Linked DNA regions of Homo sapiens: region 2 is linked to region 1. A link is an interaction called in ENCODE POLR2A ChIA-PET data of the cell type or tissue named here. Cell type or tissue: B cell. All regions are shown on one strand. Links, peaks and the distances in the headings refer to the core of each region. The heading gives the core; the rest is flanking DNA. Region 1 overlaps MAST4 (microtubule associated serine/threonine kinase family member 4). Region 2 overlaps MAST4 (microtubule associated serine/threonine kinase family member 4).

Evidence for each region. Peaks named below come from ENCODE experiments on the same cell type or tissue, not always from the same donor. Only the 100,000 strongest peaks of a DNase experiment are listed, where the experiment ranks them.
Region 2: POLR2A ChIA-PET joins it to region 1 with 5 read pairs; 2 of 35 experiments call an interaction of 5 or more read pairs at or near these places.

Annotation. Positions count from the first base shown.
Region 1 is chr5:67,161,860-67,176,537 of GRCh38, forward strand. MAST4 (microtubule associated serine/threonine kinase family member 4) reads left to right here. Exons shown (of 29, transcript NM_001164664.2): 28 at 748-929; 29 at 1,288-7,734. The coding sequence ends at 5,192. Among named protein-coding and RNA genes, the nearest start is that of CD180, 28 kb to the right of the region's middle. RefSeq lists a silencer at 4,452-4,501 and an enhancer at 4,942-5,447. In B cell, for the core only: no CTCF peak of the experiment used is centred there; no DNase peak of the experiment used is centred there; H3K27ac peaks cover 381 bases.
Region 2 is chr5:67,103,249-67,120,596 of GRCh38, forward strand. MAST4 (microtubule associated serine/threonine kinase family member 4) reads left to right here. Exons shown (of 29, transcript NM_001164664.2): 10 at 1,118-1,327; 11 at 6,850-6,951; 12 at 10,839-10,971; 13 at 15,434-15,501. Among named protein-coding and RNA genes, the nearest start is that of CD180, 85 kb to the right of the region's middle. In B cell, for the core only: no CTCF peak of the experiment used is centred there; no DNase peak of the experiment used is centred there.

The DNA.
Region 1 (14,678 bases), core at 7,168-12,167:
TTTTAAGCTTATGTGGAGTGGGTTAGATCTTACCATATATAGGCTTATATGGTAAAAGAACTTTGCACAGCCCGATGCCCTGCTAAGGTGTCAGAAGCTGTGCTTTTGCCTTAAGATGTGCTCATTGAGTACCAAATCCACATTTGCTTCTGCTGCAGTACAGTGTCTGCTGCCCTGCTGATACGATACGCTTCAGCTTCACCTTTCTCGGTTTTTTCTATGTCGTTGTACAGCCTGCATTGTTGTTAGGAATATTCAAGAGCCCACAATGGAATAAGCACAGCAAATAGCCCTTCATTGGCCTCTGCCCAGCCTATCACCATTAAAGAATTTGATTTCCAATACAATGGTTTTGCTTCCAGAGGTTTACTTTGTATTATCTCTTAGTTAAGTTGTGTCTGCATATTTAGGGGTAGGTACTCAGAAGCTTTCAAGCAAAGAGCATCCTCCTCATATACCTAACAAGTAAATGAATGTATTTTTAATGCATTTTATATTTTTCCTATTTTTCCAACTCTTCTTAAGTGTTTGGAATTGAGAGAGGCTCCATTGTCTACTATTAAATACTCTTCCTTTACATGTCATAAGAAGGTTTCTAATAGGAAAGTGGTGTTCTGCTCTTTAATAGGATCTGCTGTTGTATCCCTGTCCCTCACACGGAGTTATTGAGCTGAGCACAATGGTATTTTGGGGAGGCAGCAATAGTTCTGAAAGAAGACTGAACAATTTTTTCCTGTTTTTCTGTAGGAGGAGATCTCTTTTCAAAAAGCTAGCCAAGCAGCCTTCTCCTTTACTCCACACCAGCCGAAGTTTCTCCTGCTTGAACAGATCCCTGTCATCGGGTGAGAGCCTCCCAGGTTCCCCCACTCATAGCTTGTCTCCCCGGTCTCCAACACCAAGCTACCGCTCCACCCCTGACTTCCCATCTGGTGAGTGAGTCTCCTGGTCTAAACAGCAGAGGGGAGGGGAGGTAAAGTCATGTGAGGTCCCCAAAAAACATGAAGCTTGTTCCAGCTGAAAGAAAGCAGGTTGAAGGTGTAAATTATAAAGACAGATTTATAGAGAGGTCATAAGATGTGGCTATTCTGACCAAACAAATAAGTCAAGAAGTATGGGGCTAAACCTTGGCCTGGAGAGGTTTATCTGAAAAGTGTTTATTCCACTAGCTAAATGCTGAGACAATTTGCTGATCTTACCTGGCCTTACCTAATACAGTCTGGGCTACAACTGTGAAAAAAAGGGGAAAATGACCATGGATGCTCACAGCCTTCTGTTTTCCATCCACAGGTACTAATTCCTCCCAGAGCAGCTCCCCTAGTTCTAGTGCCCCCAATTCCCCAGCAGGGTCCGGGCACATCCGGCCCAGCACTCTCCACGGTCTTGCACCCAAACTCGGCGGGCAGCGGTACCGGTCCGGAAGGCGAAAGTCCGCCGGCAACATCCCACTGTCCCCGCTGGCCCGGACGCCCTCTCCAACCCCGCAACCCACCTCCCCGCAGCGGTCACCATCCCCTCTTCTGGGACACTCACTGGGCAATTCCAAGATCGCGCAAGCCTTTCCCAGCAAGATGCACTCCCCGCCCACCATCGTCAGACACATCGTGAGGCCCAAGAGTGCGGAGCCCCCCAGGTCCCCGCTGCTCAAGCGCGTGCAGTCCGAGGAGAAGCTGTCGCCCTCTTACGGCAGTGACAAGAAGCACCTGTGCTCCCGCAAGCACAGCCTGGAGGTGACCCAAGAGGAGGTGCAGCGGGAGCAGTCCCAGCGGGAGGCGCCGCTGCAGAGCCTGGATGAGAACGTGTGCGACGTGCCGCCGCTCAGCCGCGCCCGGCCAGTGGAGCAAGGCTGCCTGAAACGCCCAGTCTCCCGGAAGGTGGGCCGCCAGGAGTCTGTGGACGACCTGGACCGCGACAAGCTGAAGGCCAAGGTGGTGGTGAAGAAAGCAGACGGCTTCCCAGAGAAACAGGAATCCCACCAGAAATCCCATGGACCCGGGAGTGATTTGGAAAACTTTGCTCTGTTTAAGCTGGAAGAGAGAGAGAAGAAAGTCTATCCGAAGGCTGTGGAAAGGTCAAGTACTTTTGAAAACAAAGCGTCTATGCAGGAGGCGCCACCGCTGGGCAGCCTGCTGAAGGATGCTCTTCACAAGCAGGCCAGCGTGCGCGCCAGCGAGGGTGCGATGTCGGATGGCCGGGTGCCTGCGGAGCACCGCCAGGGTGGCGGGGACTTCAGACGGGCCCCCGCTCCTGGCACCCTCCAGGATGGTCTCTGCCACTCCCTCGACAGGGGCATCTCTGGGAAGGGGGAAGGCACGGAGAAGTCCTCCCAGGCCAAGGAGCTTCTCCGATGTGAAAAGTTAGACAGCAAGCTGGCCAACATCGATTACCTCCGAAAGAAAATGTCACTTGAGGACAAAGAGGACAACCTCTGCCCTGTGCTGAAGCCCAAGATGACAGCTGGCTCCCACGAATGCCTGCCAGGGAACCCAGTCCGACCCACGGGTGGGCAGCAGGAGCCCCCGCCGGCTTCTGAGAGCCGAGCTTTTGTCAGCAGCACCCATGCAGCTCAGATGAGTGCCGTCTCTTTTGTTCCCCTCAAGGCCTTAACAGGCCGGGTGGACAGTGGAACGGAGAAGCCTGGCTTGGTTGCTCCTGAGTCCCCTGTTAGGAAGAGCCCCTCCGAGTATAAGCTGGAAGGTAGGTCTGTCTCATGCCTGAAGCCGATCGAGGGCACTCTGGACATTGCTCTCCTGTCCGGACCTCAGGCCTCCAAGACAGAACTGCCTTCCCCAGAGTCTGCACAGAGCCCCAGCCCAAGTGGTGACGTGAGGGCCTCTGTGCCACCAGTTCTCCCCAGCAGCAGTGGGAAAAAGAACGATACCACCAGTGCAAGAGAGCTTTCTCCTTCCAGCTTAAAGATGAATAAATCCTACCTGCTGGAGCCTTGGTTCCTGCCCCCCAGCCGAGGTCTCCAGAATTCACCAGCAGTTTCCCTGCCTGACCCAGAGTTCAAGAGGGACAGGAAAGGTCCCCATCCTACTGCCAGGAGCCCTGGAACAGTCATGGAAAGCAATCCCCAACAGAGAGAGGGCAGCTCCCCTAAACACCAAGACCACACCACTGACCCCAAGCTTCTGACCTGCCTGGGGCAGAACCTCCACAGCCCTGACCTGGCCAGGCCACGCTGCCCGCTCCCACCTGAAGCTTCCCCCTCAAGGGAGAAGCCAGGCCTGAGGGAATCGTCTGAAAGAGGCCCTCCCACAGCCAGAAGCGAGCGCTCTGCTGCGAGGGCTGACACATGCAGAGAGCCCTCCATGGAACTGTGCTTTCCAGAAACTGCGAAAACCAGTGACAACTCCAAAAATCTCCTCTCTGTGGGAAGGACCCACCCAGATTTCTATACACAGACCCAGGCCATGGAGAAAGCATGGGCGCCGGGTGGGAAAACGAACCACAAAGATGGCCCAGGTGAGGCGAGGCCCCCGCCCAGAGACAACTCCTCTCTGCACTCAGCTGGAATTCCCTGTGAGAAGGAGCTGGGCAAGGTGAGGCGTGGCGTGGAACCCAAGCCCGAAGCGCTTCTTGCCAGGCGGTCTCTGCAGCCACCTGGAATTGAGAGTGAGAAGAGTGAAAAGCTCTCCAGTTTCCCATCTTTGCAGAAAGATGGTGCCAAGGAACCTGAAAGGAAGGAGCAGCCTCTACAAAGGCATCCCAGCAGCATCCCTCCGCCCCCTCTGACGGCCAAAGACCTGTCCAGCCCGGCTGCCAGGCAGCATTGCAGTTCCCCAAGCCACGCTTCTGGCAGAGAGCCGGGGGCCAAGCCCAGCACTGCAGAGCCCAGCTCGAGCCCCCAGGACCCTCCCAAGCCTGTTGCTGCGCACAGTGAAAGCAGCAGCCACAAGCCCCGGCCTGGCCCTGACCCGGGCCCTCCAAAGACTAAGCACCCCGACCGGTCCCTCTCCTCTCAGAAACCAAGTGTCGGGGCCACAAAGGGCAAAGAGCCTGCCACTCAGTCCCTCGGTGGCTCTAGCAGAGAGGGGAAGGGCCACAGTAAGAGTGGGCCGGATGTGTTTCCTGCTACCCCAGGCTCCCAGAACAAAGCCAGCGATGGGATTGGCCAGGGAGAAGGTGGGCCCTCTGTCCCACTGCACACTGACAGGGCTCCTCTAGACGCCAAGCCACAACCCACCAGTGGTGGGCGGCCCCTGGAGGTGCTGGAGAAGCCTGTGCATTTGCCAAGGCCGGGACACCCAGGGCCTAGTGAGCCAGCGGACCAGAAACTGTCCGCTGTTGGTGAAAAGCAAACCCTGTCTCCAAAGCACCCCAAACCATCCACTGTGAAAGATTGCCCCACCCTGTGCAAACAGACAGACAACAGACAGACAGACAAAAGCCCGAGTCAGCCGGCCGCCAACACCGACAGAAGGGCGGAAGGGAAGAAATGCACTGAAGCACTTTATGCTCCAGCAGAGGGCGACAAGCTCGAGGCCGGCCTTTCCTTTGTGCATAGCGAGAACCGGTTGAAAGGCGCGGAGCGGCCAGCCGCGGGGGTGGGGAAGGGCTTCCCTGAGGCCAGAGGGAAAGGGCCCGGTCCCCAGAAGCCACCGACGGAGGCAGACAAGCCCAATGGCATGAAACGGTCCCCCTCAGCCACTGGGCAGAGTTCTTTCCGATCCACGGCCCTCCCGGAAAAGTCTCTGAGCTGCTCCTCCAGCTTCCCTGAAACCAGGGCCGGAGTTAGAGAGGCCTCTGCAGCCAGCAGCGACACCTCTTCTGCCAAGGCCGCCGGGGGCATGCTGGAGCTTCCAGCCCCCAGCAACAGGGACCATAGGAAGGCTCAGCCTGCCGGGGAGGGCCGAACCCACATGACAAAGAGTGACTCCCTGCCCTCCTTCCGGGTCTCCACCCTGCCTCTGGAGTCACACCACCCCGACCCAAACACCATGGGCGGGGCCAGCCACCGGGACAGGGCTCTCTCGGTGACTGCCACCGTAGGGGAAACCAAAGGGAAGGACCCTGCCCCAGCCCAGCCTCCCCCAGCTAGGAAACAGAACGTGGGCAGAGACGTGACCAAGCCATCCCCAGCCCCAAACACTGACCGCCCCATCTCTCTTTCTAATGAGAAGGACTTTGTGGTACGGCAGAGGCGGGGGAAAGAGAGTTTGCGTAGCAGCCCTCACAAAAAGGCCTTGTAACGGGGAGGGCCCAGGGGCAGGACTGTGGAGACCCGTCCTGAACGGGCGACTGTGTCTTGACTACCTTTCAAAACCAGCACTGTGTGGGAATGTCCGCCAGGCAGAGCTCGGAGCCTCATTGAGACAGGGGAGAGAGAAAGACAAAGAGGGGACCTTCTTCCAGATGCCTTCCCAGTTGTAACCGGTAAAACTGTTACCAGATAGTGTTTGTACAAAAAAAAAAAAAAAAAAAAAAAAAAAAATTACCTTTACAGTTGAGGGTTGTTGAGGAAAATGATTTTCTTTGTAAATATATAGCATCGTGTTTGGTTTGGGATGTAGAGTCTATACCTGGCTGCTGATTGCGTCGTTTACTACAGCTTTTTTTAAATAAGATTTTTGCTTTACCATTTATCATAATGTAGTAATGAAGCAAAATGGTCAAAACTGGGTGTGTGTGAACAGAGATACACCCATATTCGTGTATATACACATCCACCTACATGTTTTGGTCTGTGGTTTAAGAGACTATTTCAAGGTTCCATTTTTATAAGCTAAAACATTCTAAGTTAAGATGGAAGAAAGCCCTAAACACAGTAGATTCTGAGTTTTTATGTGTATTTTAACCAGAGTTTCTGATAGTACTGTATCTGGCTACCTATATTTCCAGATCTAAAGCAAGAACTACTCTAAGTACTGCATTTGGAATCCTCCTCCATTAGGAATGGCCAGGACAAGTGGAGCTAGCCATTTTCATTACACGGCCATCCCAATGGACACTGGATCCCTGGTCCAACTGTCTAAAAGGCCAGTTGTTCCTTTCTGTGGATGTGGATGTCTGGCCTTCACCTGAGGTAGAGCGGGGACTATAAACACACATCAACTTTCTTTCTGTTTGCTTTCTTTTCCTTCTTTTCAAACTCTTAAACTCAGGCCTTTATGCTGTGAGTGACTAGTCCAAGAAGCACACATTTTGTAGTAGTCCTGCACCAGCCCTGCTCTTGAATAAAAAGGAAAATTACTGGCTGCACCCAAATCTTCTAGTACTTGAGTAATAAGCATCAGGCATTGGAAGAGGTTTTAAATTTGCTTTTTTGAGGAAAAGAACTGGGGGTGGATTTTGGCATCGTAGCATATCGATTAAAGAATAATCAGGACATCAGATACATTTTAATACATAGCTGGGGCCTTATGTTGTAGATGAAGCTTGCTGTTTTTAGCAAGTTCCTGGGTTTCACATTCATTTCTGCTGCATCTAGTAGCTCCACACATTTCATAACCTGATCTCTTTATTTGTATGCAAAAAATACTGTCTTAATACAGAGCAGCATTTTTGTAACAAAGAGACTCGCTGGAGCTATTTGGTGCTTGAATGTGACCATCCTTTTTACTTTTGCTAAGCCTTATTTAAATTTTGTATACCGTGGAATATGTAGAATTTGTCAAATCATTTTAGTGCTGAAGGTTTTTGATTTCTTGTTTTTGTTTCTGTTGTTGCAGTTTCTTTGGTGGCTTGTTTTGTATTGTAAGATGGCACTTGCTGATATAAATACTAAGGCACTAAGAGAAAATACAGATAAGTATTTATAAGTTGCTTGGGAACCATAGCAGAATTTTTTGTTTGGTTTTGTAAGAGAAAAAAAATTACCAATAAATAACTGATCTAGCACCCAAACTCTCTTGGGGGATGTCTTAGTATCTTCACGCTATAAAATTGTTCATCTAAGCACAGCATCATCTTATGGCCTTATGGATTGTAAATCTTCTAGTGAGGCTATAAACTCCACTCTGAAAACAAAGGCATAACTTAACCGACTGCTCAGTTGTCCTTCGTTGTAAAATGAATTGGCTTTGGGAAAAAGGAAAAAAACAAACAAAAAAAGAAAAAGAAAAAAGCCTCCTCCTTGCCCCTAATTTTTTTTTCCCATATGGTTTTAGCCATTCCCCATCACTATATTGTGAAGCTGTAAAAATATATATATATACTTTACAAGAGTTTACTAATGGATTTCAAAACTGGTCTCAACGTTTATAATACATATCTGTGTTTGGCAGTTGTCATAACCCAATCCTACATTCAGCCATCGGGACAAGTCTGTCGGGGAGGTAGTTCATGGTTTACAAGCCTTTGCTTTTTAACTGTCCAATTTCCTTTAAAGCACAACTAGCTATTTGTTTACAAATGATATTTTTATGTATATTTTGTATAGTGTATCATCATTTTTGCCAAATATGTTTTTCATTATAAATGAGTAAAGAGTACTTAAGGTTGCATTCATGTATTACATGTTTGTTGTTGTAAACCTCTCCAATCAGCTGGTAGAAATTCTCCTCATTGTGTTCTATTTGGTCAGTCTCTGTGTGATTGTAGGATGTGCTCCTTGGTAGTACTCCCAGCTGTAGATTTACCAGCTTAAAAGTTTGTTAGGATCTGTGCAATAAAGTGTTTGCAGTCTTATTTTCTCTAAGAAATTCCTTATGGACGTCATAATTGTTGTATATTGAACAAAATATTTATACTTATGCAGTTGCATAACATTGAAATAAAAATTTAGCATGAAAAGATAATGACTCGTAAGTTTTTTTCTAATATACTCATATGCATTCCACCTCCAAAAAATATTACTGATTATTACTCTGGTATTATGGAAAGGATAGGTTTTTACAGATTACTTTTTGCTGAGTGGAACAGTTTGCCTTTTTTTCTTAAAAATGTACACAAATATTCTTCAACATTAAGTCCTTTAGCTGGGCATAGTGGTGCTCACCTGTAGTCCTAGCTATTTGGGAGTCTTAAGGCAGGAAGATGGCTTCAGCTAGGAATTGGAGACCAACCTGGGCAACATAGACCCTATCTCTACAAAAACTTGAAAAGTTAGCTGGGTGTGGTGGTGTACGCCTATTGTCCCAACTACTCAGGAGGCTGAGGTAGGAGAATTACTTAAACCCATAAGTTCAAGGCTGCAGTGAACAAGCTATAATTGTGCCATTGCATTCCAGCCTGGGCAACAGAGTGAGACCCTATCTCCAAAAAAAAGAAAAAAAAAAAAGATTAAGTCCTCTTTTAACTTCTTCCTATTTTTTTCTACCAACCTTTTTCCTTGCCTGCAGAACTTACCAACTTCTACACTCACACTCACCATCTTCCCACACTCAGGGGGTCTTGATTCTCCTTTCTCTGTGACACCACCACCACCTCCTCTCATTCTCTCACGAACTTGCTCCATCAATTACCATAGTCTGCCTCAGCATTCTCTTTTTCCTCCCCAACTGTCTCTTTCCTTTCAGAAAACCCTTTCTTTACCTGGCCTTTTCCCTCTGTCCCTTCTCAGGTGACATCCTACAAGAGGAGTCTGCACTTAGTATTTTTGGGTCTTCACCCCTTTGAAACCTGGCTCTGTCACCCATGCCATCAACATCGCTCTGGTAGAGGTCACCAGTGACACAGCTGACTCTAAAGCCCTCTTGTCAAGACATCACTTCAGTAGACCATCTTGAGAACCGGTCTGTCCCTGACAGCCCTCTCTCCTAGTTGTCTTCAACCTGTTCTTTTTCTCTCTTTAGAGAATTTCTTCCTTGTCCTCTTGTCCCTTTAAATACTGGTGTTTCCTGGGTTCGTCCTTGGTCCCTGAGCATTTCAACTTGGCTCAGGCACCTCACACTCAAAATGTCCAAAAATATGCTTATTTTGGTGCCCCTTCTTTCAAAGCTCACTGTATTCCCCATCTTTTCTCCGAGTCAGATCCTAGATTTCTGCCTAAACTCTTCTTTCTTGCCTTACATCTTAAAAAAAAAAAAAAAAAAAAAAAAGCTTCACTGATTTCACAATATACTCTTCTGTGCAATCCATGTCCCGTCACTATTGTGCTACTGGCAGCCTTAGTTTGGTCTCTATCATAGTCTCTCTCCAGATGACCTCAACAGCCTCCTAACTGGTTTTCTTGCCTTCGCTCTTACCCCTTCTAGTCTGTTCTTCACAATGTCCCTAGAGTGATGTTGCTCAAGTGTAAGCACACCATGTTACTACCCTGCTTTAAACCTTTAAGTAGCACCCATATTCTTCGGGTAAAGGCCAGTTCCTTAAATGTATCCTTACCCTAGATAACTCCAGCTCAGCATGTGTGCTGGACTCAGACATCTGGAGGAAGCCTTTTGGAAAGGCCTGGACCGACCTGTGGACTGTCTTTGCTTCACTGTGTATCTGCCTCATGGCACTCACTGCGTTATTTTGGAGTTACCTTTCTACATGTGTATCTTCTTTGCTAGACTTCAAGCTCCCTGGTTCTCTGTCTTGTTTTTTACTTCTAGGACAAAGCACATCGGAGACATCAATAAGTATTTGCTGATATGGTTAGGCTTTGTGTCTCCACCCAAATTTCCTCTTAAATTGTAACCCCCATAATTCCCACGTGTCAAGGGAGAGACGAGGTGGAGTAACTGAATCATGGGGGCAGTTTCCCTCATGCTGTTCTCATGAGAACTGATGGTTTTATAAGGGGCTCTTCCCCACCCTTCGCTCAGCACTTCTTTCTGCCGCTGTGTGAAGAAGGTGGCTTGCTTCCCCTTTGCCTTCTGCCATGATTGTCAATTTCCTGAGGCCTCCCCAGCCATGCTGAACTACGAGTCAATTAAACCTCTTTCCTTTATACATTACCCAGTCTTGAGCAGTTCTTTATAGCAGTGTGAGAACGGACTAATACATTTGCTGGACCGAATTGAACAAGAAAGGAAGTATTAGTAGTCGCTACTGTTTGTAGCACATTTACTAGAAGCCAAGTAACACACTAAATACTTTATTTCCATCTTCTTATTTAATCTCCGTGCCATTTGAACTATACGTTGCTTCATTTTATAAATTAGGAAGCCAAAACTTGGAAAGAGGTTAAGTGACTAACCCTCGTGATTGGCAGGACTGAGGCTTGAACTCAAGCGATCTGACTGGACAGCCCATACATTTAACCTCTACCATTAGACGAGACCTTCTTCCTCCCACACACTATTCTACTACAATATAAATTGCAAGATGAAATGGGACAGAATCATGACAGTGTTTTTCACTGCCTGCGTGATGTAGTTTTCCCTGCTTAGAGGAACCCACTCTGCTAAGATTCACAGTTTTTAAAAGTAAGTATGGAAATGGTCATTTTAATGGGACTTGGTATCATGCTATGCAGAAAAGTCGGTCTTCACCATAAAAGAAAAAACCCACAAAGGATATTAAGTACACACATCACAGAGCCAATAATGGCCATAGCAAGAGCTATTAAGTGAACAACCAGTTTAGAGCGAATACATAAAAGAAACTTTAAATGAAAAGCAAGAGATTGAAGTTTTAAAGGTATTTACCTTGAGCTCGACCAGGTAAAACTAATGAGGTCATTAAAGGGCAAACAATTAGACATGCTCTTGTGGGTCTGTCCAGTCTGGGGCACAATTTCTTGTACTGTATTTTCAGCATCCACGTAGTGTTATCTTATTTGGGATTTTAAAAAATTGAAATGTAGCTAAATATGTGTTTGGGTGTATAATATTTCCCTAATAAACTGAGGGCTACCTCTTTTAAGCCCAAGGCATTTTTTTAAAGAGACATGGGTTGCCCATGCTGGCCTCAAACCCCTGGGCTCAAGGGATCCTCTCTGCTCAGCCTCTCGAGTACCTGGGACTACAAGGGTGCCCAGCTCTTCAAGGCATTATTTTTCCTTCTTTATAACAATGTAAGCACAATGTGATGCAGCCTACAAAAATTACAAGTTCTCGTAAATTTGTTTCAGTTCATTGTAGATTCTGTATATTAGCCCTTTGTCAGATGAGTAGGTTGCGAAAATTTTCTCCCATTTTGTAGGTTGCCTGTTCACTGACGGTAGTTTCTTTTGCTGTGCAGAAACTCTTTAGTTTAATTAGATCCCATTTGTCAATTTTGGCTTTTGTTGCCATTGCTTTTGGTGTTTTAGACATGAAGTCCTTGCCCATGCCTGTGTCCTGAATGGTAATGCCAAAACAAACAACCCCATCAAAAAGTGGGCGAAGGACATGAACAGACACATCTCAAAAGAAGACATTTATGCAGCCAAAAGACACATGAAAAAATGCTCACCATCACTGGCCATCAGAGAAATGCAAATCAAAACCACAATGAGATACCATCTCACACCCGTTAGAATGGCAATCATTAAAAAGTCAGGAAACAACAGGTGCTGGAGAGGATGTGGAGAAATAGGAACACTTTTACACTGTTGGTGGGACTGTAAACTAGTTCAACCATTGTGGAAGTCAGTGTGGCGATTCCTCAGGGATCTAGAACTAGAAATACCATTTGACCCAGCCATCCCATTACTGGGTATATACCCAAAGGACTATAAATCATGCTGCTATAAAGACACATGCACACGTATGTTTATTGTGGCATTATTCACAATAGCAAAGACTTGGAACCAACCCAAATGCCCAACAATGATAGACTGGATTAAGAAAATGTGGCATATATACACCATGGAATACTATGCAGCCATAAAAAAGGATGAGTTCATGTCCTTTGTAGGGACATGGATGAAATTGGAAATCATCATTCTCAGTAAACTATCGCAAGAACAAAAAACCAAACACCACATATTCTCACTGATAGGTGGGAATTGAACAATGAGAACACATGGACACAGGAAGGGGAACATCACACTCTGGGGCCTGTTGTGGGGTAGGGGGAGGGGGGAGGGATAGCATTGGGAGATATACCTAATGCTAGATGACGAGTTAGTGGGTGCAGCGCACCAGCATGGCACATGTATACATATGTAACTAACCTGCACATTGTGCACATGTACCCTAAAACTTTAATAATAAAAAAAAAATTACAAGTTCTGCCTTTTGGAGGTGGCATGATGTGGGGACATGGGGCAAGACTATCAAGAGGACCAGAGAATTCATGAACTAGAGATAGGAATTAAAGTAGGGAGAAATCACTTCTAAAAATAGTACTAACCCTCCCACAGGGGGCAATGGCAGCTTCCCTTGGCTGTTGAGCACTGAACTGCCAAGCATTTACAAGAAGAAAAGGGGTTGGCTTGAAGACTTCAGGTGAGGCAGCACATCTCAGCTCTAACATGCACATGATTCATGTGGGATCTTGCTAATTCTGGTTCAGAAGGCCTATGATAGCGCAGAAAATTCTAACAAGCTCTTCTCAAATGACTCAGATGCTGCCTGCCTGTTGACCACATGAATGCCCTGCCTGGCCACACCAGGGAGTTAGAATCTCTGAAGATTGGGCCTAGGCATCTATAATTAAAAAATAATAAAATAACTTCCACAGGTGATTCTAATGTGCATGCAAGGTTGAAAAGCAAAAACAAATTTCCCAGGTAGAGGATGATACTTGACTCATTCTACCTCAACATGAAATCATCATGAACAGAACTTGAAGACATTTCCCATATAACTGCTGGTCCAGTTGAGCCCTAAGGACCCTTTCCACTCAAAGTGTGGTCCTCAGACCAGCAACATCTGCATCACCTGGGAGTGTGTTAGGAATGCAGAATCTCAGTCCCCTGACCCCCTGCCTTCCCCATCCCTGGACCTGCTGATTTTCTGCATTTCCATGATAGCCAAGTAATTTGCTTGCCCTTCAAAATTTGAGAAGCATTGTTATCACTACTCCCCAAGCTTCCTAGAAGATGAGAATTACTTGGAATATTTGTTAAAAATACAAGTTTCTAGACCTCATCGCTGATCCACTCACGCAAAAATCTCTAGGACAAGGCCTGAGAAACTGGGTTTATAATCAGTGGACATGAGGGGCAGGTGATTCTTATCTGGGAGGCATGGGCAATAGTAATATAAGAGTATATTTACCATCCGTGCTCAAATTTGTCTCCAGCTAAAGTCTACTACGATGATTATTGGTGTTTTTTAAGCCCTTGGGCATAGAAAACTCAAAAACCATTGAAACCATCAGGAAGACAGCAACCTAAACACTTATTGTCCACCTACTGTGTGTATGTGTGTGTGTATACATATATACCTACTCAGTACTAAGCATGTGTGTATACACGCACACATGTATGTGCTTAGTACTGAGCAAGAAGCTTTTCATCTGCCCTCTGACTTAAACATCAACACAATTCTCAAACCCGGTGGTGCCATTCCCATTTTATAGATGAGAAATCAGGCCCAGCCAGGCTATGTCGTTTGCTTAACATACACCCTGGAAAGAGAGCTTGGATTAGAATCTGAATTTTTCTGGTTCTGAAGCGCTTGACCTTTCTCAGTATTACCAGGTGTCATGTAATTGAATTCAGATTCAGGCCCCTCTCTGAATAATCTAAGCTATCTTATTTCCTCTTTGCATGTAGAAAAATCATATGGTGCTAAATTATGAATTTGATGATTGGTGGGAAACCGTTAAGTGAAGGAAGCTAATCGTTCTCTGTAATAGGGCCTCTTTATCAGTTCTAATTAATCAGTAGACAATTTCTCATCTAGCATTTTCGGTTCACAACACAAATGTAACATGAAAACGTGTAGCTATAGTAACTACAGAAATTTGCTTCCTTCATTCTAGGCCAGGCTTTAAGAAAATCTATGGTAGGGCAGTTCTCTAAATTTCATTTCCCTCCTGCCAGGATGTTTTTATTCCTCAAAGCAATCATTTTGTGTTATTCCTCTCTTTCTCTACCCCCTACATGTCTCATATATCTAGAAAATTTGGAAATGACCAAGGCTTTGCCAAACCTTGGTTTGATTACGTTTTGTATGCTGAAAGCCAATCAGCCTGACCCATGATGAAGTTCTCTGGCAGTTGAGACACCTCAGACCCTGCACTGGAGTCATTAGCACTATTCCTTATAGGAAAACACTCAGCAACATCTCACTGATTTCTGTGACCCAGCATTTCAAAAGACAAGATCACTATCTCTTACAACATCACTGGCTGATGTTGGGGCTGTCAATTCCAATACTTGTAGGCAGGCAAGCACTTGAAAAAGGGGATGGGTCCCAAGAGTGAAGTTCTCTGTACACTCTGTGACATGCCAGTTTAGTATGTCCAGACATGGGAAAAAGATCTGTTGCATATGGTTACAGGTTATCACCCCACACAGCTTGACGAAATGTCTATTGCTCTTGTAAAGCTGAAAGCCTCTAACAAATAGTCATCTGCCATTTCATTAAGCGCTGCCAGGAGATGGCTGTCAACATCTGGGAAAGGAAGAATGAAAAGATGTTTGCAAGGCCTGCAGCAAGCATGTTGCAGCTACAAAGTCTGCATATGTCAGGCTGGCATCACCATATCCTCCAGCCTTAACCTGTCTAAATAAAAATCATTTGCCTTAAAGTTCTGTCCTTTTGGAATACGTATGCTGTGTTAAACAGTGCTGTACTGAAGTAATTTTCCTGAGTTGGAGACATATCTACTCCTGTTGGGGCTGGAGGCAGTTCTGTGGACACCCCATGTAATGCATGTCCTACTGCCCCATTCAAATGGGGATCCTTAGAACAGCTATGGCTCCCTCTGTT
Region 2 (17,348 bases), core at 5,278-10,277, 61 kb before region 1:
CACCAAAGCATTTCTGCACATTTGGGAGAAGGCCCCTCTCCACGTTTTTCCGATCCACCCCCACAGCCTGTGTTGCCCTAAACAGGAGAACAAATGAAAATCTTTGGTTTCATAAATCAAGAGTAGAGTACTTATTATTTGCAACTAACCCAACATTGATGTCATTGATTAAAGCTGTTTTAGCTATTTATCACATGTCACTTGCTCACCAGGGAAACAGATACTGACTGTTAACCTAGTTAATGCAGGTTAGGATATTAGAGGGGAGGAGGAGGGAGGAAGGAGAGGGAGTCTCCCTGCATATATAATTAATGTAAGCAAGGAATATGGATTAGGCAGTGGGTGACCAGAGAGAATGAAATGAAAGTTGGAAAGGAAATTTTAGATTTATTTTACCAAGGGAGTCCCCTGGGACTTTTACATAGGATGTAGCTTTGTGGCAAAAGAAGATGATATAAGATGTGTGCTCCTGGCACATTAAAACCTAGCCCGAAAGATACATTTTTAGCTTAGGTTGTGGAACTCTAGCAACAACCTGATGTTTAAGTACAAAAACATAAAGAAATGTTTGATATTTTGGACAGTCCATCTGAAAGAGCCCAAGATCTTAAATGAAAGCGTAACAATTCACAGATACAATCTGAGTTACTTGAAGAAGCTTACAGAGACCATTTTACATTTGATAGAACACAGAAAAGGGAGATTATCATTCTGAAATGTTGATTTCACTTATGTACCCTCAGATCTGTATTTCACATGCTGAGGCTGCTGCTTTTTTATAGCAACTTTTTAAGAACAGTTTTAGCTTCACAAAAAAATTGAGCAGATGGTACAGAGATTTCCCATGTACCTGGGAAGGCTATGCATGAATGCCCCCAACATGCATTAGGGTTCATTCAGCCTTTGTGTTGTATAATCAATGGGTTCAGACAAATGTCTGATGACATGTATGTACCATTATTTTATCAGAAGTGAGGCTTCTTTTAAATTTGATTTCTAGAATCCCATTTAACAACTTGTGGAGGTCTCTGAAAATGCTGTAAAAATGTGATGATTGAATTGTTTACATGTGTGTTTCCTCGTATTACATCTGTGTATGTGTGTCTTCTCTATATAGGCTACAGCTCAGATGGAAGAACGTCTAAAGGAAATTATCACCAGCTACTCTCCTGACAACGTTCTACCCTTAGCAGATGGAGTGCTTAGTTTCACTCACCACCAGATTATTGAACTGGCTCGAGATTGCTTGGATAAATCCCACCAGGGCCTCATCACCTCACGATACTTCCTTGAATTACAGCACAAATTAGATAAGTTGCTACAGGAGGTAAGAACCATGTACCATATAGTTTTCTGATTTATTTTGCTTTTCCCTGAAAAAAATTTTTTTTTGCTTACAAGTTATAACCATGAAATGGAGTTCACATTCCAGAGAAGCAAAAAAGAAGGAAAAAAAAAAAAAAACTCACCTGATTGCTACTTGCTATAAATTGATTCTGGTCTTTATTTATAGTAATAGAAAATTAATGTAATAACCTTTACAGGAATCTTAGGACCCAACAATCTATGACTCTAGGATAAGTGGATTGTGAAGGATTTTGAAGCAGTGATTTTTTCCCCCTTTAACCATAAAGTTATAAATTGCCTGAGCGTATGTGTGTTATTTGATGATGCTATCTAGTTCTATATCTGAAAAAGCTAAATGGAAAATTGCTGGCTTCTTCCAGGCTGTGTGTTCTATTAATTAACCTGCATGTGGTGTTGAGTAGTGAATGGCAACCTATATTTTCATTAGTGTCAGTTCTTCTTCTAACAAAATATCCAATTTCCAAAATGACAGATAAACACAGGACCTGTCTAGGCCTAACACTTGCATGCCTAGCACTTGATAACACCCAGGACAGGAAGAGAGTCTGTATGGGGGAATGGAATGCATGTATAATATTGCTCTTCTGGCTGAAATTGACCAGCCACAGCCTAAAATGAAACCTATTTAGTCTATGTATTTGTATATATTGTATTTTTGTATCTCACAGGGCACAAATTATGCCTTTGCAAACATAATTATAGATAGTTTTCTCTAGACATGAATATGTAAATAATTGCAGAAAACTGAAGGAAAATATTAGCATCCTAATTTTTGAGAACTCTATCTATCCTTGCCCCTGCAGAATTTAGCTGGCGAGATAAGATCCTTCTCTGGCTGGCAGCCGCTGCTTTTCTCCCCTTTGCCCTCTAGGCCTTCTATACTCTTTCCCGATTTCTCACATTGCAACCAACTGCAGTCCACTGATGCAGTCCCTTTCAGACTATCCTTAGGGTGAACACATTGTTTTGGGGTTTTTCTGTTAATTTCTAAGTTGGCATGGACCTGTTCTCTCCCATAAACTAAAAGGAAAATGAATTTTACAGGAAAATGATCATGCACTTGGGTTTCCTGGCAAAGTAAAATTGCTAAATGAGTTACATTACAATGTAAAATTGCTGTAAGAGTTGCCACGTGCTTACGCTTAAAATTGTATTTATCTCATCACGCACAGATGACATCGTGGACTGTTCCCAGTCCACAGGCTGCCCTTTGACTTCTCTACACTAGAGTATAAAGTCTCTGTGGACAGGGATATTATCTGCTTTGTTCACCTAGGATGGTGTGTGACACATAGAAGGACTTTAATATTTTTTGAGTGAATGGCTTCTGATACCCCTCAACTCACTGACATCCTCCTTATTGTCATATCCACTGGACATTTTACTGGAATATTACTGTATTCAGCAGTGTTAAAACCCTCCTTTTCTCTGCCTTCCTTTTAATTTATTGTTCTTGGGACATCTCTGACCATTTCTTCTCTGCCTCTTCCAGGGATTTCTCTTCCAACTCCCGTTTTCTACAAGTTTTCTCACGATCTCATCTTTAGTCTACTCCTCCTCCCTCTCTCCTAGGGATCTTGTCAGCTGTCTTGGATTAGAGACCTATAGACTCTAATGGCTTCAAATCCTTACCTCAGACCAGTAGTCATCTCTCACATTTCAGAATCATGGATCCACCTGCCTACTGAATATCTTTCTACCTGGGCAGCCCACTGAAGCAGCAGTCCCAACCTATATAAAACTAGACAGCATTTCCTCAACCACACATGCTTCTCCCACATTCTTTTCATCCATCATTGGCACTGCCATCTATCCAGTCACCTGCTAGAACTCTGAGAATACTAGACTCCCTCTCTCCCTTCATCAAGCAACCCATTAGACCTTCATAGTTTACTTCCTAAATATTTCTACAACCCTTCTTTCCTGTTCTATAATCACTACCTGGCTCAGACCCTCATCCAGCTCAGACCCTCATCCTCACCTATCTGCCTCCCTCCAGTCTTAACTCTTCAAATTCATACTTTTATGCAGCTGCAAGAATATCTATCTAAAACTCTTTATTGGCTCTATCTTGCCCATAAGTAAAACTATAACATGGCCTGTTGCTGTGCCCTTCCTCTCAATGCATTTAGCCATAATGAATTGTACTGACTTCTGTGGTCTCACTTTACCAGCAGACAGGGGGCTCTTTGAGCAACAGGAGTCACCTCTAACTCCCTGGTACTGAGTTCAGTGCCTGGTGTTTATCGGTTCCTCAGAAACCATGGAAGGGAGGAAGGAAGAAAATAGATACAACTGCATGCCAAAATATTCAACCTATTAGGATGTATCAAGTAATCTAATTCTGCTGTTGCTTTAATCAAATCAGAGTCCAGAAAATGCTGGAAACACTATGCATATTACTATTTATGAGAATATTTTGAAAGTTATGTTTGCTAAATGGTGCACTTTTGAACAGAAGAGGCAGACACAGGAATTCTGTAGTCAGCCTCTGTGAGATACTCCTAATTCTGCAATTCTGTCCCAGGATATTACCATAGTTACCAGCTTAGTCCTGTGTTTTTCATTCCTTTATAGGCATGCCCTGAAAAGGGTAGGATTGCTATCCAAAGCTATTTACACTGAAATCCCCTACTTAATTTTGTTTCTGTGACAGACACTGCAGATTTTCATGACAATTAAAATAAAATCTTACGGTTTCACAGATCATGTGAATGGGTCCTGTTACTATTTTTAAAATATTGATTTTTAAAGAAATTTCTTTTTTGGCCAGAGAAGCATGTATACTTGTGGCATAAAGGTCTTGTTGGGCATAAATAAGAATGGTTTCTTGTTTAGCTTTGCAGATAAAGAGCTTCCTTCAGCCCTTTTGTAAAAATTTAAACTATTTGCATAATCACATTTACAGTATTTTTCCAGAACTTGGAGCTAATCCATTGCAGAGGGGCCTGCCCTTTTTAGATAGAGCCAAATTGTGAAACTTGCCTTGGTTTCCCCAGGATGCAGTTGTCAGTTCCCAACTGTGACATTCTGTGCTCTGTAGGCCTATCTCCTAACCATTTTTCCCATTGTCTGTCTTTTGCATAACCCAGGTAAAATCCCCCTAAGGTTTGAGCAGCTTAATGCCTTTTTGAAGTCCTGAGGCCTAAGACAATTCCAGATGAATGCTTTTATGTCTCCATTCTTTTTTGCACTTAGAGAAGTTTAGCCAAAGACAATAAAATACATAGGAAGCTCTAACCTACTCTCAAATCTAGGTCATGGTTATGTTTTGTAGTGGCCAACCCTTAAAATACAGACACAGGGTATCCGTTAGTGTTTCCCCTTTGGAGCTTGCTGGTAACAGCCAGGAACAAATTTCTCTTCATGGGCTAATCGTGTCTTTATTTTGTGTTGTTTTAACAGGGCTTCTTCTCCCCACTTAAGTTATTAGATAAAATACTGTTTGAGTTAATGTAAATTATATGTTTTATCCTTGATTATGGCTGATTATTCTTAGAACTAAGAAGGTAGAATAAACTGATTATGATTTTTGAAATGAAATCTATTTAATCTAAACTGACTTTTTAAGTTTATTAAGACACAAAATTCTCATTTCTCTTTGAAGAGACAATCCAAAATGTGTTTAGGCTTTTCAGATTTTCTTTATATTCCTGAATTTATAAACCAAAAATGATTATAGTAAGAAGAAAGTTCAGTATCCTTCCCAAAGTGTCAACTAAGAAGTTAGGTGTTTTTTTGCTTCATCTTTAAAGTTTTCTGTTTAGTTTGGTTGAGGATAAATCATAAAGAAGATGTAACCGTATTTTTTGGCATTCACTGGATCTTCCAAAAATCTATTTTTGTTGCAAAGCAAAAATTGGGAAGAAAATTTAAAGACAGTTTCAATATTTGAGATGTATATATATGTGCATTGTTATATATGTCCTAACATCCTTCCTGGTTACTAGGACCTGTCGTTATAGTTACTAGTTGGTGTTCTTTGAACACTTTCTGTTCTACGATTATTCACCAATGGTCATTTTTCCTTTTATTTTAATGTCAAAAGTTAACTGTTTTACTTTTGCCTGTATATGGTTTTTGTACCTGTGTTTTGGAAAATGGCTTTTAATTTGATGGCTTAAATTCAGCAGACATATTACTTCTGAGTACAATCATTTTTTATAAATTTGATCTCTGCCAGTTCTTTTCATGGGGTACGGGATTGTTCCTTGTCATGGTAAAGCACCTTCAAGAACGATTGTAAATGTTTATTACTGTGTTTGTGAAATTATATTGTACCAGCATCACAATGAAATGTTATTTTTTAATCCTTAGAGGAAAGTAAATCATAAAAACAAAGATTAAGAGAGCCTAAAAGTGAACATACAGAGAAGTTTATGTTAAAACCTCTAAAACTTGTTTTATGCCTATCTTGATACAGATTCATCTGATTTTTTTCAAGAAAATATTATTGAAAATTTAAATGACTATTAACAAACAGTTTTGCTCTCAGAATATTTGTTGTGCTTGGGCAATATATAAAATAAAATTTTAAAAGATTTTAAGTTAAATTTTACTAAGTTAGGTGCCTAGGTATTATTTATTCAATGTGTGAAACTGGATTCACATTTATATACCCAGGTATAGGTTGAGCATTCAAATTCCAAAATGCTCCAGAATATGAAACTTTTAAAGCACCAACATGATAACACAAGTGGAAATTCTCATACCTGACCTCATGTGATGAGTGCACAAAGTTCTTCAAAAATATTCTATAAATTTACCTTCAGGCTCTGTGTATTAGGTGTACATGAAACATAAATGAATTTTTATGATGAGACTTCGATCCCCTCCTCAAGATATCTCATTATGTATATGCAAATATTCTAAAATTTGAAAAAAAATCCAAAAGACTTGTGGTCCCAAGCATTTTGGATAAAGGATACCCAACTGGTATATACTTTATCCAGCTAACACTTGAAAAAAGCATTGCACACTTCTTACGTGTGATAATATAACTAATTTATAGGCGAATCATATTGGATATATGAAATATACTTCAATAATGTGTTAAGTGTCCAGGATAAAAGCAGCCCTTCACTTTCTTAGCCATTTCTTATGTCTAAGATGGTCTTAACTGGAAAATCAAGGTTCTTGATCAGCTTCCCACTCTACTTGTACCGTGTGCTTAATGTGTCATAAACTTTTAATGTCTCCTTCATTCATGGTTCACATCAAGCGCCCTTTGATTTTTAGCACAGATAATATATCAGAATTTTGCAATTAAGGTTTAGCTAATAGAAAGATTTTGTAGATATAGGCGTTTAATAGTGTCCATTTATATACAGATAATGTCTGTTTATCAATCTTTTAATAGCATTTTCTAAATTACTCGATTTTTGAACATTTGCAATGATCTAATTAGCATGCTTTGCTGATTTTCTTTTCCATTTAATGGAACAACTCTGCATCATCACTCTCTTTATTGCTTTTTCATAGGCTCATGATCGTTCAGAAAGTGGAGAATTGGCATTTATTAAACAACTAGTTCGAAAGATCCTAATTGTTATTGCCCGCCCTGCTCGGTTATTAGAGTGCCTGGTAAGTTGCCCCTTGATGTGACTACATTATTTATTGTTAACTGGGAAAGCAGTTACCATCAGAAAGCTCCTTCATTTGGTTTCCAGCACCAGAGCTAAATGGAAAGAGTCAAAGGGAATTACAACTTGTGAACGTTTATGATGATGTCGATATGTGACTTGTCCTTTCTGATTTTAAAGAGACTTCTAGGACTTTTGCTCTATTAAGTGATGGTCATACCATATTCTAGTCAAACTTGAAATATAATCATAAAATAATGTACTTGACCTTATCTCAGCATAATTACTTTATGTCACAGCTAGTTTAAAACCCTGGCTGTACCACACTTTTTTGGAATTGCCAAGATGCAGAGAAGAAATAGAGATAAATGCAGAGATAAATAGTGACCTGTGATTTATAATTATTGTTTGTTTTAAAATGTGGCAAGTTAGAAAATAAGATGCTAACCATCCCATTTGGGAAAATACAGTAGAGCCTCATGCAGACCTGAAGGAATGAGACTTTTATAGATGATTAGTTCATGTTAACAATTATCTGTTTTTGGCTGGATGTGGTGGCTCACGCCTGTAACCCCAGCACTTTGGGAGGCCGAGACAGGCAGATCACCTGAGGTCAGGAGTTCCAGACCAGCCTGGCCAACATGGTGACACTTGGTCTCTACTAAAAATACAAAAAGTAGCCAGGTGTGGTGGTGCACGCCTGTAATCCCAGCTACTTGGGAGGCTGAGGCAGGAGAAGTGCTTGAACCCAGGAGGCGGAGGTTGCAATGAGCTGAGATTGCACCACTGCACTCCAGCCTGAGTGACAGAATGAGATTTCGTCTCAAAAAATAAAAAAAATTAAAATTAAAATTATATGTTTTTGGCCAGTGATCATTCTCCTATTTAAAAGTTTTTGTTTTATGAAATTTTGATTTGAGGTTTCAGTTAAAACTGTGAACAAATATTTGTCTGTGAACATTATAATTATTTTAAGGATCTAGTAATATAGCATCAAAACTCACTTTAAAGTTCCACTGGTTATTAAAGTAATTATAACATCACATACAATACAGCTTTTCAGAAATACACACATACATACATACATAATACATACATGGTTGCAGTGCTTTGGTCTTGCCCTTATTTTAACTACCATCCATAATAATTTATAATAGTGAAATATTCGCAGCACCATAAATACGTACTAGTGCCTTGTAAGACATAGAGGGAAAATCTTGAGGAGAAAGGTAGGGAGTTGGGAGGTGTAGGGAAGGGCTTTCTATCAATGGTGAGGACCCTTAGAATCATAGAATCAAACACACCATTTGGCATTGAGTGTCTCTGGAAGGCTAAAAGGAAAAAAAAATCTTGGATGCCTCAGAGAGAACTGGGTGACTGATAAATCCAGGTAGAATGGTTAGTTAACTTTTTACTGCCTCTCCTGTTGTAGCTTTTGAATTATGGACCACATGTTTGTACTTCCCACAATTGTTTAATTTAGGGGAAAGTGTCATTTAGCATTAAAACCTGTTTTTCTGGACAACAGCAGATATACTAAGAGCAGATCTTGCTTTAAAGGAGGAAATTAACTTTTTACAGTAATCACTCATAATCGGAGGAGAAAAAGTATAGCTTCTCAAAGATAGAAACAAGTGAACTTACAAGTAGCTTGGAAATATTGCTGCTTTCAAAGTACTCTTTAAAGCTTAGATGAAACTGGAGTTTCATAGTATTAGGGGATGCTTCCCCCAACCTATCACCTTATCCTTACAGTACCCAGGCTTGCTCTGTCAGTCATTGTAGTAGGTATGTTTGTAAAGGCTCTGAGTATTTACATTGGTTTGACTTTACTCCACTTGCAGCAAGTTTTTTTTTTTTTCTTTCTATATGGCCTTTAAAAACTCCTGAGTAATTCTCAGGTGAAATGCTGAGATTCCAAAGTTGCCTATTTTGGGCATTAACCAAAATGGGAAATATCCAGGAAATATATCTGAAATTAATAACTGGGCTTTAAGTCAATAAGCATAATTGTTTACAACACATAAATCCATGGCATCCCTTTGGGCATAGAGGAAAAACCAAACTCGGTTTCTCCTGCTGTGCTCTCACAACATGATTCTGACACCAGTTATGTGGGAACCCCACACAACAAGCAAGCAAGCCTTTCTGCAGCAGACACCAGCTGGGTGTCCTCCAATTCCATTCCAACACTGTCTACGCAGAGATAGCATTAGATTCCACAGGTTGAGGGGTCAATTCCACAAGAGTGCCCCTACTTCCAATGCCAGTCGCAAGCTCCATATGGTTTTACCTGTGCCTCTCACCGTCTGGCTGTAAACCAAGGTTCTTATGACCCCTTCTCTGGGTTTGATTAGTTTGCTAGAGTGGTTCACAGAACTCAGGGAAACACTGAAGTTTACCAGTTTATTATGAAATACACTAAAAACTATACAGATGATGAGATGCATAGGGTGAAGCATGAGGAAAGGAGTGCAAAGCTCCCTGGCTGCACTGCCTTCCAGGAAACTCCACACGTTCAGCTATCCAGAAGCTCCCCAAGTGCAGTCTTTTTGGGTTTTTATGGAAGCTTCATTACATAGGCATGTTTGATGACATCATTGGCCATTGGTGATCCACTTAACCTTCAGCCCCTGTCTGAAGTGGAGATGAGGATGGGGCTGCAACTCCCAACCCTGTCATCATATGGTAGGTTCCCCTGACAACAAGCTCTCTTCCAGAGGCTACCCAGGAGTGCCCAGCCACCAGTCAACTCACTAGAATACAAAAAGCCACTTATTACTTTGGAGATTCCAAGGGTTTCAGGAGTGGTATTTCAAAAAACAGGGATGAAGGCCAGGTGTGGTGGCTCACGCCTGTAATCCCAGCACTTTGGGAGGCCAAGGTGGGTGGATCACGAGGTCAGGAGATCGAGACCATCCTGGCTAACTCGGTGAAACCCTGTCTCTACTAAAAAATACAAAAAATTAGCCGGGCGTGGTGGTGGGCGCCTGTAGTCCCAGCTACTAGGGGGGCTGAGGCAGGAGAATGTCGTGAACCTGGGAGGCGGAGCTTGCAGTGAGCCGAGATCGCACCACTGCACTCCAGCCTGGGCGACAGAGCGAGACTCCGTCTCAAAAAAAAAAAAAAAAAAAAAAAAAGGATGAAGACCAAAAATACATTTGACAGTATCATAACATCCATCTAGAGTGTGGTGATCCTGAAGATTTTTATTACACACTAGACGCAAGAGGCAGCCACATACACACAAAAAATTAAATAGATAGGAAAAATATATTCCCAAAGTTTTATAGGAGACAGAGGCTTTAATTTCCTATTTTTCTTTCTTGTTCTTTACTTTATGTGAATAGTAGTAACTTAATATTATAGTTAACTAATAAAAAATGGTAACGTTGAAGTTTTTCTTTCTAATGTTTTTGGATACGTCTATATTAAGAGAGTCTCCTGCAACATTTTTGAGTAAATATATTCTAACATTCCTTTTGTTGCTGGTTGAGTGGAGAGAGAAATTGAATCTCAAATCTTCTGGATGGAAATTCCCAGATTTTACAACTTTGCTAGAAAGGCACAATTAAAAATCAGATCTGTTCATTGCCGACGAGCGAGATCTTAAGTGGAGCATAGTACCTTCGTAGTTACATTACAAGCAAATTGGAAATGATCATTATCTTTGGGTTACCATGTGCATAAATGTGTTGGCTTAGAATATGAATAGGCTTCAAATATGAAGTGAGAATTACATACTTTTTAAAGCCATTTGCCTCCTTTCTGCATAAGTAACTTACAGCCATGTATACCCAGCAGTTATATTGTGAATGGGATTTATGTAATAAAACCTCAGACAATTTTGGCTCAAAGAAGTATCCATCTGTGATTGTCTTCGGCTAGGAATTTGATCCGGAAGAATTTTACTACCTATTGGAAGCAGCAGAAGGCCATGCCAAAGAAGGACAGGGTATTAAAACCGACATTCCCAGGTACATCATTAGCCAACTGGGACTCAATAAGGATCCCTTGGAAGGTGAGTCCCTGGGTTGTTCCTACCTTTGACTTTGCTTATGCACTGTCGCCTCATAGAAGAAATCTAAGTGGCAAGTCTTTATTTTTCCTCATGTTTTGGCTCTATCTATTGATAAGTCCATATTTGGGGACTGGTTGCTATTTGAAGGAAATAGCCATAAAATGGGTCCTGAGACACGAATGAGCATGACCCATTTTGTGTCTACCTAGAGCGTGGGTCAGGCCTTGACATCCTAGAAGCATGTCAGCCTGAGAATGCCAGAGTGTCCCAGAAGGGTTGCAATTTCAGTCTTCACTGAGTAGTTTTTCTCTTGCAGAGCTCAGTTGGGCTCTTGAGAGTACTTCTAATTTTTAAAATGTTGCTAAAGAAATTATCATTAATTAAACTGACATTTAAATTTAATTTGGAAGTAATGCAATTGATGGTAGATTACTTTAAATTGAGTACAGTATTCATAGGTATATTCTTGTTTACTTAAAATATAAAACATAGTAATATACAGGAGAGAAAAAAGAAATTTTTTTTAAGCTTATAAAAGGATTTATGGGCTGGGCGCAGTGGCTCACGCCTGTAATCCCAGCACTTTGGGAGGCCGAGGTGAGTGGATCACGAGGTCAGGAGTTCCAGACCAGCCTGGCCAATATGGTGAAACCCTGTCTCTACTAAAAATGCAGAAATTAGCTGGGCATGGTGATGTGCACCTGTAGTCCAAGCTACTCGGGAGGTTGAGGCAGAAGAATCGCTTGAACCCAGGAGGTGGAGGTTGCAGTGAACCGAGATCGCACCACTGCACTCCAGCCTGGGCGACAGAGTGAAACTCCGACTCAAAAAAAAAAAAAAAAAAAAGATTTATGGTTTATTCACATTTTAAAATAATATTATCAAATTAAATACAGAGAATAGGAAGCATCTTGTCAGTGAACTTTTAAAAATCTGATATTGGTAAACCACTCCCCCTACAACCTGTTCCTGTTCATGATTGTTTAGGATTATTATTTATAACATTTAGGTTATATACTCCCCAAAAAGACTCAAAAACTATCCTTGACTCCTTCATTCAAAATTGTCTTCTCGGTTCATTAAATTGTATTTGCAAACAGTGTTTATCTTGTTAAATTGTTTGTAATGGTGGTAAATGTTGGCACAGAGATTTTCCCATCTGAAGCCAGGGAACCTGCTGCTCTCTGCCCTGCTCTCCTGTTTCCCGGCTTTGTTTGCTCCTATGGCCATCGTATCTTTGCTTCCAGTGAAATGATGCATGCATTACTGTGAGATAATGCCAGATAAATTTATACTGTACTGAAAGCAGTTCCACAACAGATTCATCACTTATCAGAGACTGGTGGCTGCTTTTCTGAAAAGTTCCCTGGGGAGAGATTTTTCCCCATGGCTTTTAAATTACCATCTTTACCTTTTTGAATCATGAGTCTTCAGAAATGGTTTAAATCAGTGAAATAAAAAGGGCAGATGTTTAATGGTATTTAGATGAGTTTTAAAAATCACTTCAGGCATTACAAAATGATGCCTTAGCTTCCTGCTTCAAAAGCTGACTCTTGGTTCCATTCCATTACTACCCACTGCTTACAAATAATATGTATTTTTCAGATAATAGTTGTTTAGCAGAAATTCTATTTAAAACAGAACCATCTTTTAATTTGTTTTTTTTTTTATGAAAATAGTTGGAATGGGGGAGGCTGTCAAAGTAGATTATAGCGACTCTTCACGCTGGTATAGTTAAGATTGCGTCAGCTCTTGAATTGTGGACCCAGTGAGTTCTTTAGTTTTCTTACCTGGCAATCACTGTAGGCTGAACTTTGGTAGGGGAATAATCTGAGGCCCATGTATAAACTAGCTTTCTAGAGGCTCTGAAGAAAACATGAACAGTGATCTTTGACAAGTTTGGAGTTTAATCACTGGGAGTTGTGTTTTTAACTCTTGACAATTTAAGATCTAAGGCTAGTTTTGTTTGTTTGTTTGTTTGTTTGTTTGTTTTGTTTTGTTTTGGAGATGAAGACTTGCTTCGTTGCCCAGGCTGGAGTGTAGTGGCATGATCTCGGCTCACTGCAACCTCCGTCTCCTCAGTTCAAGTGATTCTCCTGCCTCAGCCTCCCGAGTATCTGGGATTACAGACGTGTGTCACCATGCTCAGCTAATTTTTGTATTTTTAGTAGAGATAAGGTTTCACCATGTTGGCCAGGCTGGTCTTGAACTCCTAACCTCAGGTGATCTGTCTGCCTCGGCCTCCCAAAGTGCTGGGATTACAGGCGTGAGCCACCGCACCTGGCCTTGAGGCTAGTTTTTAATCTATTTGTTAACATTTGAAATATGACTTCTCCAGGTAATTTAATAAACAAATTGCACCGCGCTGAGTGGATCACCTGAGGTCAGGAGTTCGAGAGCAGCCTGGCCAACATGGTGAAACCTTATCTCTACTAAAAATACAAAAATTAGCTGGGCATGGTGGCACACACCTGTAGTCCCAGCTACTTGGGAGGCTGAGGCAGGAGAATCGCTCGAACCCAGGAGGCAGAGGTTGCAGTGAGCCGAGATGGCGCCATTGCACTACAGTCTGAGCGACAGAACAAGACTCCATCTCAAGAAATAAAAAATAAATGATTACAGACTCTGATTGTTCTACATTTGTTTCCCTTTCTTGTCAGCGTCTAAACTAACATACCTTAGACTTGTCCTTTGAAGGTTAGGAATTGGGAGTTCTGGAGCTGGGCTGCCAGGTTGTCACCCTAAGCCAGCACTGCATGCTGTGTGAACCTTGACCATCCAAATTGACGCACCTCTTTGTGCCTCAGTTACTTCCATAAAAATGAGATAATAATAGTATCTATTTATAGAATTGTTTTGAGGATTCTATGTTTATCTTTGTAATTGCTTAACATAGTGTTTAACAGATGTTAGCTGCTGTTGCTGTTTTATTTAAATACTACTAATTTTTGCCCCTTTCCTTGAGATCCCTTCCAACTAGATGCATTTTAGTTCACCTCCAAGTCCATAAATCTAAGATGCTAGTCATATTGGATATTGACATCATTTGAATGAGACGAAGAAAGGACATAGTTTGTGCTAAGCTCCTTTTTATTCTGGAATTTCCCCTATAGGTAAACTGAGAAAGTTATTGGCAATGTCGTTATTCCAGAATCTAGAATTTATACATTTTTATCTAAAGGTAGTAATCCAGTGTTGTTTTGCTTCATATCTCTTAGGCATAATGTCTGCCCAGAAGGGATTATCACATTTATAAGAACATGAATACATAAAATAAGAAACTAAGAAATAATTTTTTAATTATTTAATTTTAAATAAAATTAAGTTTTTTAAAATTGAAAATTTTAAATATATTTAGATGCACACAAAAATATGTAACTAAAAACTATGACTTTTATTATGCATGTTCAATTTTGAAAAATTGGAAAGTACAAGTAAAAGAAGAAAATATTAATTATCTGTGATCCTATCACTCAGATAAGACCTATCATAGATTTAGAGAAAATTATTTCATGTTTTTTAAATAAAACATGATTTTTTTAAAGTATAAAAAAGAAAATGAACAATAAAAGAATTTGATTGTCTCATCTACTTCTATAAATTCAAGGATGCCTTCCAATGTGAATTGATCAATTTAGACACCTTTGTCTCTTTTAACTAAATAGTCAGGGTAGTACTTAAAGCTGGTGTCAAGCATGTGAGCATGTGATATCCAATCCAAGACTGATTATACAATATGATTAATAATAAATAATCAACATTTAATGAGCACTTAATTTTTGTTAGTATGCTAAGAGCTTTACATGCATTATCACATACAGTACAAAAAACTCTAAGAAATAAGTAAGGTTGTTTACCTTTTACAGGGAAGAGCTTGAAGTTAAAAGGTCAGTCAGTCAGTAAGTGCAGATAGTAGTGGTAACCTAAGTCTTTTAATCTCCAAATCCCTCTTAACCACCATTATTACTTCCTCTCTGACAAATTACAAATTCTTAATGTCTCTGGCAGGGTATTTCTCAGTAGATATGAAGGAATGGAACACGAGATATGCACCACAACTTAAGAATCATTCCCTAGTTGTTGTCGGTGCTGCTTTGATGCCCGCCAGAGCCTGGAAAGATGTGCCTCTCTCAGATACCTGATTCTAAGCAGAGTTGTTGACCCACCGAAGCCTTTCCAAGCTGTGGTGATTGCATCAGCCAATGAGTTCCTATGCCCAGCCTCTAAAGTTCCTATGTCTAGGTGTTTGCAAGAAATGGAGTTCTGGGGAGGAGTGTGTAGTGAACAATTTCAAAATACCAATTGCTGCCTTTTTTTAGATTTAAGATTTTCCCATGGGCACATTGGAGTATAGAGCAATTTTTTTAATATGGGAGAAACTATTTTTCTTTTGTTTCAGCTTAGTATTCTTATCCAATTGCAATATTTTTATTAAGCTTAACTTTTTTTTTTTCCAACTTAGAAATGGCTCATTTGGGAAACTACGATAGTGGGACAGCAGAAACACCAGAAACAGATGAATCAGTGAGTGTAAGTATATTTCTTGATGAAATATGATGTTGGTTTTTCTGTTTAGCATCTGGAGACTTTGGCTATGTTAGTTTATTTGTTCAACAAATGTTTATTGTGCTTCTATGTGAATATATGAATAAGAATATGGATAAGATCTATGAAGAAAAAAGACCATGTGCTACCATTACGTAAAGATATTTGCCATAGTCTGTCCAGTCCCAGAAGATTTCCCAAGGAAATGGCACTTGAGCTAAATGTAACAGATTACTAGGGTAAGAAGGGGCAAAAGGAACATTCCAGACACAGGCTACATCAGAGGACTAAGCAAGGGAGACAGCAGAAACTAGAGCACTTGAGTAAAAGCTGGATGCTTAGGTCCCTGTTGTTCATGTTTATCAGGTTTTTTGTTTTTGTTTTTTAAGAGCAATGGGAAATGACTGAACTTTGGAGGAGGTGTATGGGTATATGAGGGTGGGAGGAGTGGACAGGGAGATAACCCAGTCAGAGTTATGGCTTGAAAAAAAATCACACTGACTGCAGTGCAGAAAGCAATGGGCTGGGAGGAGGAGGGAAGGGTGACCATGTGGAAGCCAGTTCAGAGGCTCCTGCCGTGGCACAGGTGAGAGGCCCTGGATGCTGGTGCCATTCTCCTCAATTGTGAACACCAAAAGAGGAACCAGGATGCATCAGAGTAGGGGTTAGGAAAGCAGGAGCAGTCTGTGTAGCCTGGGGGATAAGAACCCAGGCTCTGGAGTCAGGTTGCCTAGATTTGAAAACACTCTGCTTTCTACCAGCTGGGGGGTGGGGGAAATTTCTCTGTGCCTCGGTTTCCCTGTTTGTAAAAGATTAAATGAGATTTTTATGTAAAACGGTTGGGACAGTATCACATAGTAAGTGCTAAATAAATGATAGCTGTTTTCTTTTATTATCTGACTCATAATTTTGAATGTATTGAGACTAAAGTTCCTTTGAAACATTAAAGAAGATCCATCAAACTGGCAACTGTATATAAGGTCTGATATCTTCTGGCACTCAGAGGGAGAGTTTCTGGTGGAGGTGGAAGTGACTTAGGAGTCATCCATGAACATAAATGAGATCACTCGTGTAGGGAAGAGTTAATGAGATTAGAGAGCCTTGGACAGAGCCTTGCAGCCCAAACCCATGAAAGAGCAGTAATAGTGAGTGAATTACCTTCTGAGGCAGTGCAAAGTAGATAAGAAAACAAAAAATAAAAAAAGAATAAAATAATTAAAAGAGTAATAGTGAGTGACTAAACAAGTAAGTGGTCCCAGTCTCGAAGTCTGTTTTCTGTGATGGAGCATTGGCAGGTGATGACTAAATAGATCCAGATCTTAGGGCCAGAGGCCAAAGGGGAGCAGAGGAAACAGATGGTTCAAGTTGAAGAGGTCAAGTAGCCTGGAGGCCAGTGTTGGGTGGGTTATCTGTGTAGACACTGAAGTCACCCTGGATGATGAGAGAGCTCTTGGGCAAAGAGGAAGGTGGGTAGCCAAGTTTTTCAAAGATGAGTGGGATGACAGGGTCAGTGATGACAGCCCTGAGTTGAGGATGATGGTGCCCACACAGGGTTTCTTCCAAAACAATAGGAAGGGAATTCTGGACTCTTGCAGAGGGGAGCAAAGAGCTGGTAACTCCCTCTCCATGCTAAGATAAATGGGGCATGAGAGAATTTTTTTAAAGCATTTTTTTCTATTCCCATCCTTTGAGCTAAACTTTTTAAAGAGCTGTCTTTTTGAAACTTGTTTTGTAAGCCATGTTAGATTTCTGGCATGGAAGTAAAGAAAGGCAGGCATTCTGTACTTGGGTGTTGCATGTGTTGCCTACTGCTTTTCTGAGCAATGAAGATT